Regions from separate parts of the Homo sapiens genome. Here region 2 is linked to region 1. Evidence: read pairs that join two places in POLR2A ChIA-PET (ENCODE). Cell type or tissue: Panc1. All regions are shown on one strand. Each heading gives the region's core, and the rest is flanking DNA. Links, peaks and the distances in the headings are about the cores only. Region 1 overlaps SP2 (Sp2 transcription factor). Region 2 overlaps CBX1 (chromobox 1).

The links. ChIA-PET counts read pairs that join two places held together with the same protein. Peaks named below come from ENCODE experiments on the same cell type or tissue, not always from the same donor. Only the 100,000 strongest peaks of a DNase experiment are listed, where the experiment ranks them.
Region 2: POLR2A ChIA-PET joins it to region 1 with 7 read pairs; 2 of 35 experiments call an interaction of 5 or more read pairs at or near these places.

Annotation. Positions count from the first base shown.
Region 1 is chr17:47,920,459-47,925,887 of GRCh38, forward strand. SP2 (Sp2 transcription factor) reads left to right here. Exons shown (of 7, transcript NM_003110.6): 4 at 2,504-2,816; 5 at 4,461-4,635; 6 at 4,890-5,083. The region is part of intron 1 of SP2-AS1 (SP2 antisense RNA 1); the gene reads right to left. Among named protein-coding and RNA genes, the nearest start is that of SP2-AS1, 18 kb to the right of the region's middle. In Panc1, for the core only: no CTCF peak of the experiment used is centred there; no DNase peak of the experiment used is centred there.
Region 2 is chr17:48,071,571-48,076,895 of GRCh38, forward strand. CBX1 (chromobox 1) reads right to left here. Exons shown (of 5, transcript NM_001127228.2): 2 at 5,295-5,325; 3 at 4,431-4,608; 4 at 3,436-3,530; 5 at 1-9. Among named protein-coding and RNA genes, the nearest start is that of NFE2L1, 26 kb to the left of the region's middle. In Panc1, for the core only: CTCF peaks have their summits at 2,966 (motif pointing left) and 3,180; a DNase peak (open chromatin) is centred at 2,961; H3K27ac peaks cover 291 bases.

The DNA.
Region 1 (5,429 bases), core at 430-5,429:
TGTATTTTTAGTAGAGATGGGGTTTCACCATGTTAGCCAGGGTAGTCTCGATCTCCTGACTCTGTGATCCGCCCGCCTCAGCCTCCCAAAGTGCTGGGATTACAGGCATGAGCCACCGCACCCGGCCAATTTTTGTATTTTTTTAGTAGAGACGGGGTTTTACCATCTTGGCCAGGCTGGTCTCGAACTTCTGACCTTATGATCCACCCGCCTCGGCCTCCCAAAGTGCTGGGATTACAGGCTCGAGCCACCACACCCAGCCTTCAGGTTGGCTCTTATATCCCTCTGACAGGCTCTCATTCTTTTTTTTTATAAAATCAGCTTTACTGAAACATTCACATACTATGAAACTTACCCTTTTAAAGTATACAATTCAGTGATTTTTAGTATATTCACAGAGTTGTGCAGCCATTACCTCTATATAATTTTAGAACATTTTCATCACCCCAAAAAGAAACTCTCTACCCTTTAGCCATCACTCCCCATTTATTTCCTCCTCTCTGCAGCCCCTGACAACTACTGGTCTATTTGTAATGTTTTCAAGGTTCATCCATGTTGTAGCATGTGTCTGGTGACTGGCTTCCTTCACTTAGCATGTTTCAAGGTTCATCCTGTTGTAGCATGTGTCTGAACTTCATTCCTTATATTTTCCCAACCTCAGCCTTAGGGTCAACCATTTCTTCTCAGATTCCTGGTTCCTCTCATTGAAGGATGTGATTGCCTCTTTTTAATTCTGTCATTGTCTTCCTCCCCCATTTATTTATTTATGTCATTATGGACTCACGGATTGCTGCTTTTTTGTTTTTTTGAGATGGAGTCTCGCTCTGTCACCCAGGCTGGAGTGCAGTGGCACAATCTCGACTCACTGCAACCTCCACCTCCCAGGTTCAAGCAGTTCTCCTGCCTCAGCCTCCCCAGTAGCTGGGATTACAGGCGTGCGCCATCCCTCCCGGCTAATTTTTTTTGTATTTTCAGTAGAGACGGGGTTTCACCAAGTTGACCAAGCTGGTATTGAACCACTGATCTCAAGTGATCCGCCTGCCTTGGCCTCCCAAAGTGCTGGGATTACAGGCGTGAACTACTGCACCCAGCCAGATTCCTGTTTTATTCACTGGGTTATAATCTGTTAAGATTATTTTGATGTTTTCATTGACCTAGATTTGGCCAGTGGGTGCCCCTTTAAGCTGGCTTGTATCTTTTCAAGTCCCCACCATTCTGTAAGCATTTCTTTACTTTCTGGTGCAAGTGTTCCAAGCTTTCCTTGTACCTTCCCTGCCCCAACCCTGGAATCAGCTATTTCTCCAAGGAGCCTGGGTTCCTTTTAGTGGAGCATGTGAGTTACAAGCTAAGGCCTGGGTGCTAGGTAAGCTCATTGCTACTGGGCATGGCTGGTCCCAGCCCTTCTCAATGGACACAGCTAGGAAGTATATATAAATAGACATACCTATGCAATGTCTACGTAGATAGATGTAGATAAACTTATATAAGGACACACACACATGTATACACATACACATATACACACATTTGAATCTATATTTCTCTGTCTATATATATTGAAACCCATGAGTTTCCACCAATGTCTCTAATTCCCATCTAGCACCACAGTGTTCCGTCTAGCCTTCTCCCTTTCCATAACTCCCTTCTGTGACAGTGAGAGCCCTCACTCCTATTATCCTTAACATGCTTCCTTTCTGGATAAGTCCTCGGTATGCAGCCAGTCTCCCACAGCCATTAGCTCTCCCATAGAGACACCCTCCTCAGCCTGCCACCGCCATTCCCTACCCACCACGGACACCCTCCTCCCCGCTACAAATGCCCTCCTTGTCCTGCTCAGCCTCTAATTTGCGTATTTTTAAGGTTTTTGATACATATCCCCAAATTTCCTTCCAGCAAGTTTAGCCCACATCATACTTCCACTCCTAATATACAAGTGTCTGTTTCCTGCTGTCTCACCAACAATGAGCATATTTTATTTTCCATGTTTGTCAATCTGAATTGGAGAAAAGTTGTTTTTCATTAATATGTGGCTCTTTTTTTTTTTTCTGATAACAAAGACCAGAAACTTTTTTTTTTTTGAGACAGCGTATTGCTCTGTCACCCAGGCTAAGTGCAGTAGAGGAATCATAGCTTATGAAAACCTGGAATTCCTGGGCTCTAAAATGTGGCTCTTAAAAACTAAAGTGAACCTGTGTCATTTGTTTGATGGTCATTCACAGTGCACTGCCTTCTAAATCTCCAATTCTGATTCTTGGCAATTACTTTTTCCATGCTAAGTAAATTCAACGTTTGGTTTCAAATCAATAGTCAACATTCGCCAGCTTAGTATAGGATGCCAGCAGCCATTTGTCGAGCATTAGCTGTGTATAAATGTAGGTTTGGGTGAATTGAAGAGACTTTTAGTGGACAGGCGCCCCCAGTTCTCACTTGGGCAGGGACATTTGAAGGCCCCAGGAACCTAGTCTCTTCCAGGCACTGATTTTTTTTCTCTGGCCCCTCCCAGGTCTACATCCGCACGCCTTCCGGTGAGGTGCAGACAGTCCTTGTCCAGGACAGCCCCCCAGCAACAGCTGCAGCCACCTCTAACACCACCTGTAGCAGCCCTGCATCCCGTGCTCCCCATCTGAGTGGGACCAGCAAAAAGCACTCAGCTGCAATTCTCCGAAAAGAGCGTCCCCTGCCAAAGATTGCCCCAGCCGGGAGCATCATCAGCCTGAATGCAGCCCAGTTGGCGGCAGCTGCCCAGGCAATGCAGACCATCAACATCAATGGTGTCCAGGTCCAGGGCGTGCCTGTCACCATCACCAACACAGGCGGTGAGGATGGCCCCTGTGGCCAGGGTGTTGGCAGTGGTACCTGCTCCTAGCAGGTGGAAACTATGGGCTGGCCCCGGGATTTCCAGTAACAATAGTGAGGATGCTGTCCATCATAGCTTAAGGGTACGTCCACCTGCAGCTTCTCACCTAGTCCTTACAATAGCACTCAGAGATAGTTTAAGGCACATGTCCCCATCTGACAGCTGAAGACAGAGAAGATAGATGTACTCGGAAAACTTTCCAACTGACATCCAAACGCAAAGACGGCTTCTTGAAGGAGAAAGCCTTGCGTTAAGGTTGGAAGAAAAGAAGGGAGCCCTGGCAGTCAGAATAGTTTGTGCTGCACTTCAGTTCAGTGGTGAGATTTATGCTGTGAAACCAGCCTTGCAAATAACCAAAGGAAAAATTGGAGCAACCTAGCAAAAATGGCTCCTTATGTAGGGGGAGCTCTCTGAATTTCTCTTCATCCTTAATGAATTTTTTTTTTGAGACAGAGCCTCACTCTGTCGCCCAGGCTGGAGTGCAGTGGTGCGATCTCTGCTTCAGCCTCCCGAGTAGCTGGGATTATAGACGCCCACCACCACGCCCGACTAATTTTTGTATTTTTCGTAGAGATGGGGTTTCACCGTCTTGGCCAGGCTGGTCTTGAACTCCTGACCTGGTGATCCATCCGCCTCAGCCTCCCAAAATGCTGGGATTACAGGTGTGAGCCACCGTGCCCAGCCCATCCTTAATGAATGTTTAGCACTTTAACACATTTGCTTTTCCCTCTTGAGGTGACCCCCAAGAGGATAAGGCATCCTAGAGGATCTGATTTTTCCCAAAGCCCATAGAACTGTGTCCTCTTTTGTGTTTTTTGGTTTTTTTTTTTTTAAGACATGGCCTCAGGGCCTCGCTCTGTCATCCAGGCTGAAGTGCAGTGGCACGATCATGACAATGCAGCCTCAGCCTCCTGGGCTCAAGCAGTCCTCCTACTTCTTCTTCCTGAGTAGCTGGGACTACAGGCATGTAGCACCATGCCCGGCCAATTTTTTAGTTTTTTGTAGAGATGGGGGTCTCCCTATATGCCCAGGCTGGTCTTGAACTCCTGGGCCCAAGCAATTGTCCTGCCTGCCAGAGTGCTGGGATTACAGCTATGAGCCACTGTACCTAGCCTGTGACCTCTTGTCTTTTTAACAGAAATCCCTGGAGACTTTCCTAAAAGCAGAGTTGGTATCTCACAGGGGCCTAAGGTTGGAGGAGATTCAGGAAGAAATGTCTTAAGACCCTTCCCAGCTGAAATCATGTTGGCAATATTCTAAAGCAAATTCTGCCTACATAGTACAGTGGTTCAGGGCACTGACTTTGAAATGGGCTTCCTGGGTTCAGATCTGGGTTCTACCACTTACTAGCTGTGTGATCTTGATATGTTATTGAGCCTCAGTTTCTTCATCTGTAAAGTGCTGATGATAGTACCTATTTTATAGGGTCATGGAGATTAAATGAGTCCCTGTACAAAGGTCCTTAAAATGATATCCAACATACAGCAGGCTCTCAAAAATAGCTGCTGTGATTATCATCTTTGTCATGTGCAGAAGGGCAGAAGGGTTGACTCGAGGTTTCAGGCTTCCTCACCCTGAACTCTGCCCCTCTTTGTCCCCACAGGGCAGCAGCAGCTGACAGTGCAGAATGTTTCTGGGAACAACCTGACCATCAGTGGGCTGAGCCCCACCCAGATCCAGCTGCAAATGGAACAAGCCCTGGCCGGAGAGACCCAGCCCGGGGAGAAGCGGCGCCGCATGGCCTGCACGTGTCCCAACTGCAAGGATGGGGAGAAGAGGTAATTCAAGGAGAAGGCCCAAGCCACAAGGCTGGCCTGTGTTCCCCAAGCCCCTCCTGGACAGTTGTCCAGAGCTGCAAGCTGGCACAGACCAGGCAAGGAAGAGCTGGCAGCTCTGTGCCACCTTGCCCCCTGCCTCCTTGTGCTCTCTGACCTGACCCCACATCCTCACTGCATCCTGTTCCTGCCCCATCCTCTACCGCTTTTCTCTCCTCTTCCTATTCCCTCCACTCCACCCTCACCCCAATTCTCAGGTCTGGAGAGCAGGGCAAGAAGAAGCACGTGTGCCACATCCCCGACTGTGGCAAGACGTTCCGTAAGACGTCCTTGCTGCGTGCCCATGTGCGCCTGCACACTGGCGAGCGGCCCTTTGTCTGCAACTGGTTCTTCTGTGGGAAGAGGTTCACACGGAGTGACGAGCTCCAACGGCATGCTCGCACCCACACAGGTCAGCCCCCTGCCTTCGGGACCCTCCACCCACAGAGGTCAAATTCCTGCCTCTCCTCCCACCCCCACTCTACCGGCTTTAGCAACATTGACACTCCTGGAACTGCCACACTGAGCAAAAGCTACAGACTATCTAGGGACGACATAGGAAATTATTTTCAAGCCATTCTGTTATCACTGTTGTTTCCCCAAGTAATGGGAAAGGAATAGTTGTCATTGCATGACACAACCTGATAACTTTTGCCATGTCAGCATAGTTATTTAACAAACACTGACATGGTATGCCAAGCACAGTACTAAGCACTTTACTGATTACCTCAGTTGATCCTGGTAAGAACTTTATGGGA
Region 2 (5,325 bases), core at 304-5,303, 150 kb after region 1:
GAGTTTTTCCTGCAGAATAAAGCAAAGAGAGACTTTGAGACCAGGTGCTGGTGGTCTATCCTAAGTTGGATAACCCAGGGGACAGTGCTTTAAAAATGGTAATTTTAGAAAAATAGGCTAGGGAACAATGAAAACGTGGCCCAAGCAGCATTTACTGGCAATTGTATGTCAAGTGACATCCTCAGAGTTAACTCTCCTGTTGAAAATTCCCTCTGGGGATTCGTGTATGTCAAAAGCCAGGTCAATGGACTTAACCAATCACATCTGAACATCTGGGCAAGGCCCCAAAAAGCATGACTCTCTAGATTCTCTGAGGGAAGAGAGGATACCTAGATTCTCTGAGGGAAGAGAAGTTACCACACTCCTCCAAAAGCCATATCCCAGCTGATAAGAACCCATGGAGAAATCTTGGCTTTGTAATAGGATTTTTTTTTTTTTTTTTTTGAGACAGAATCTCACTCTGTTGCCCAGCCTGGAGTGCAGTGGCATGATCTCGGATCACCACAACCTCCACCTCCTGGGTTCAAGCGATTTTCCTGCCTCAGCCTCCCCTAATAGCTGGAATTATAGGTGTGCGCCACCACACCCAGCTAATTTTTGTATTTTTAGTAGAGATGGGGTTTTGCCATCTCTACTAAAGATGTTGGCCAGGCTCATCTTGAACTCCTGACATCAGGTGATCCACCTGCCTCAGCCTCCCAAAGTGTTGGGATTACAGGCATGAGCCACCTCGCCCGGCCCGTAATAGGATTAAATACCACATCTGGCATTGGCCAGAGCAAATGAAGATGGACACTTTTTGCATAATCGTAATTACACTGACACTTCCAAATGCTATCCTCGCATAACTTCCAGGTGCTTTGAAATGATGTTTCAACATCGGGAGTAGAAAATGAGGGAGCTGTAGTTTTCTGAATTTTAAAATGTTTTCAAGTGGCTGGCCGCAGTGGCTCACACCTGTAATCCCAGCACTTTGGGAAGCCGAGGCAGGTGGATCACGAGGTCAGATCGAGACCATCCTGGCTAACACGGTGAAACCCTGTCTCTACTAAAAATACAAAAATTAGCCTGGTGTGGTGGCAGGCACCTGTAGTCCCAGCTACTTGGGAGGCTGAGGCAGGAGAATGGCGTGAAACTGGGAGGCAGAGCTTGCAGTGAGCCGAGATCATGCCACTGCACTCCAGCCTGGGCGACAGAGTGAGACTCTGTCTCAAAAAAAAAAAGTTTTCAAAATTTGAAAATCATACACATTATAAGGGAATTAGGAGTAAACTCTTAGGCAGGGAGCAGTAGCTCACGCCTATAATCCCAGCACTTTGGGAGGCCAAGGTGGGCAGGCCCAGGAGTTCAAGACCAGCCTGGTCAACATGGCAAAACCGTGTTGCTACTAAAAATACAAAAATTAGCCAGGCATGGTGGCGTGCGCCTGTAATCCCAACTATTCGGGAGGCTGAGGCACAAGAATCGCTTGAACCTGGGAGGTGGAGGTTGTAGTGAACAGAGATCGCCTCACTGCACTTCAGCCTGGGTGACAGAGCGAGACTCTGTCTCATTTAAAAAAAAAACAAACTCTTATCTTCAGGTTATTAGGAATGTCCTAGACAGAAGCAGTAGCGTAAAGCAAGCAGGAGACACCTGATGACATCTCTGACAAAGCACCACCCCAAATCTCTAGAACCTTAATAACAGGAAATCAGAGCCACATAGTCCCATAGAGCAGAAGAGTAAGCTGATAATGTATGTTTTTGAACAATGGACCCAAGAGAATGGGAGGGAAATGGGAATCTGAAGCATGCTGCCATTTGCTGACAGCTGAACAACACCCTCTGAGTTAAATTTAGTCATTTCACTCCCCAGAAATATTTACTACTTTTAGAAATATACAAAAATCTCTATTCTCCAGTAAAATAACTTTTTAAAATGTACTTTGTCTTATAATCAAATCCAGTTTTAACCTGTAGACAGCAGTGAGTCGGCCAGGTGCAGTGGCTCACGCCTGTAATCCTAGCACCTTGGGAGGCTGAGGTGGGTGGATCACCTGAGGTCAGGAGTTTGAGACCAGCCTGGCCAACATGGTGAAACCCCATCTCTATGAAAAATACAAAAATCAGCCAGGCGTGGTAGCACATGCCTGTAATCCCAGCTACTTGAGAGGCTGAGGCAGAAGAATCATTGAACCCGGAGGGGCGGAGGTTGCAGTGAGCTGAGATCGTGCCACTGCACTCCAGCCTGGGCGAAAGAGTGAGACTGTCTCAAAAAAAAAAAAAAAAAAAAAGACAGTAGTGAGTCAACCAAAGGAGTACAATCTTAAGCAATATGGAGATACTACTGTAACTCACACTGGTCACATGCAGAAAAAGTATATTCTAGCTAAACTGAGTAACTCACAGTATAACTTCTCCCACCCAATAAGCAGCATCTTAAAAATGAACTTTTCTCTTATAGGTTAACAATAAATCAGCTAAAAGAGGGGCAGCTCCAGTAACTGCCTAGGGAATACATAGAAGAGAATAGGTTAGTTAGTTGTGACTCTGGCTTTCAGTGGTGCTAAAGTTAGGCCCCTCCAGCCATACTGTAAAAGAGGATAATTAGTACAGACACGAGTTTCAGAGTAAGTTCTGGACTGACAAAAGGACAAAGCTCCATAGACTGTGTGTGTGTGTGTGTGTTTTAAAGGACAAAGTTTCTAGAATGCTGCCTTCATTGGCAATGGCTTAGAATTATTCCTTCCAAATTTTAAATACAATCATTGAGATCCACTTTGTGGGGAGAATGAGCAAGAAATAGGAAGAATGGCCTTCTTTTGACAGAGTAGGAAAATTACAGAGATTGTTGGGATAACTATCTTCATTAGGCTGTTTCATGGAGTATTACTATCACTGGTATTTATACTCATAATGGAAAAAAGCAGGCTTGCTCTATGCTTGATAGCAGTTAAGGAGCCTTGCTGACCCCTGCTGGCTGATCCTGTAATTGTAGAATCTGCACAAATTGAAAGGGATCCAACAATTAAGGACAAAAGGAAGAACTACAGATTCTTTCCTAACCCTGAGAATTTAGCAGAATTTCTGATTCTGGGGCCAGCCTCATCTTTATTAAGGAGGTGGTAGAAGGAGAGGGTGGTCCAATCACATTTCATTTTCTCCCCCTTTATTTACAGAAGTGAAATGTAATTCCTTCCCACACTCTTTCCACTCTAGATTGTCTCCCACCTCCTAAAAATATGGGCAAAGACCCAAGATTCCTAAGGGCTCCTACCTGTAACTCATGAGTCCAGGGTGGCAGTCAGGCCGAGGGTCACTATCGAAGGACTATGCCATCTTAACAATTTCACACTTGGGTGATTGGAATTTCGAAGGTCCAGCTCTTTTCCTCTGGCATGAAACCAATGGGAGAAGAAAAAAAACAACCACACAGAGCCACTGGCCGACTCACCATTTCATCAGGAACATGAGCTCTCCACTGGAGTCTGTAGCTCCAATAATCCGCTCCGGCTCCAAACCTCGAGCAAAGCCTCGTGGCTTTTCTGACTGTAAAAACAAGATGGGTAGAACAATTTTATCTATATGGGACTATTATCCAGACTGGAACCATTCCTGTGTCTCTGATTAATGTAATCACAAACTCTTTTTTTTTTTTTTTGAGACGGAATCTCACTCTGTCGCCCAGGCTGGAGTGCAGTGGTGCGATCTCGGCTCACTGCAGCCTCTGCCTCCCAGGTTCAAGTGATTCTCCTGCCTCAGCCTCCCAAGTAGCTGGGACCACAGGCACATGCCACCACGTCAGCTAATTTTTTGTATTTTTAGTAGAGACCCAGTTTCTCCGTGTTAGTCAGGATGGTCTTGATCTCCTGACCTTGTGATCCGCCCGCCTCGGCCTCCCAAGGGGCTGGGATTACAGGTGTGAGCCACCGTGCCCGGCCCAATCACAAACTCTTTTGCCAATATTTCACCAATACCTTGGCTCAAGTAAGAGAGCTGTTAGAATCCTTTGGAGTGATTATTCATCAATGTCTGAAGCGCATGAGATTTTCCCTATGTGAAAAGGGACATACAGCCCAAGCAAAATCAATGTTTACAACTATCTCTTCACTCTCAAAAAACAACTTACTTTAAGATACTGATTAAGTCAAAATAGCCACCTCACACCTTTAATGATTAAATATTGAAAACTATTTTTTACAAGAATGAATTCACTTGCCCTTATATCTGTCCCCAGCAAGTTTTCCATTTACTGCTCCTGTACCATGGATAAAAAGTAAGAGATCATGTGGCTTCATGACAGTACACTCTCACTTTGTAGGCATTAGCCTACCTAAGATTTCAGGACTAAGAAGAGACAGCTGCTAATATCAGGGAAGAAGCAGAACAAAACTACTTTGACAGTAGTTTGAATTGTGGGCTAGTAAAAATTCTTACTTCTATTCTTACCTCTTCTTTCTTCTTCTTTGGTTTGCTCTCCTCTCCCTTATCTTCAGAATCAGAATCAGCTTTGCGCTTGCCTCCCTCTGATTTATCTGTCTCATGTGCTGTTTTCTGTGACTGCAGAAACTCAGCAATGAGGTCGGGGCAATCCAGGTTCTCTTCTGGCTCCCATGTGTTGTCCTCACTGAAACCAGAGGGCACAGCAAGTCACACTTTCACTCAAATAAGTATACTCATACTAAGGATAATCGTAAGAGGACAAGACCTCAGATGTCTATGGAAAAGCTGAAATTCTTGGGGAATGGGGAAGCTTTTTAGTATAAATAGAAAGCTAAGAAACTGGCTTCCTTCAAAGGCAAATGACTTTTATTTGTCAATTTAAATTGGTCTGTAGCCACACACAAAACTGTTTCTCAGCAATCACTATGGGCTGGGTACAGTGGCTCATGCTTGTAGTCCCAACACTTTGGGAGGCCCAGGTGGGAGGACTGCTTGAGGCCAGGAGTTAAGAGACAAACCTGGGCAACTAAGCGAGACATGGTGGTGCATGCCTGTGGTACCAGCTACTTAGAAGGCTGAGGTGGGAGGATACCTTGAGCCTGGGAGGTTGAGGCTGCAGCGAGCTATGACTGCACCACTGTACTCCAGCCTGGGTGACAGAGCGAGACCTCGTCTCAAAAGAAATAATTTTTAAAAAGAAGTCATTCTGCTTTGTATTATAAGCAGTAGGCCATATTCCTAATTAAACAATAAGCCATGAAGGTGGGGACTGAGTCACACTGTATCCATCATAGCACTGGAGGTCTCATACATCTCTAGACTCCTGATAAACACGTGGTGGCTACATTTACCTGTGTCAGTGAAACTTACTCTGAGAATCCCTTCCACTTTAGGAGGTACT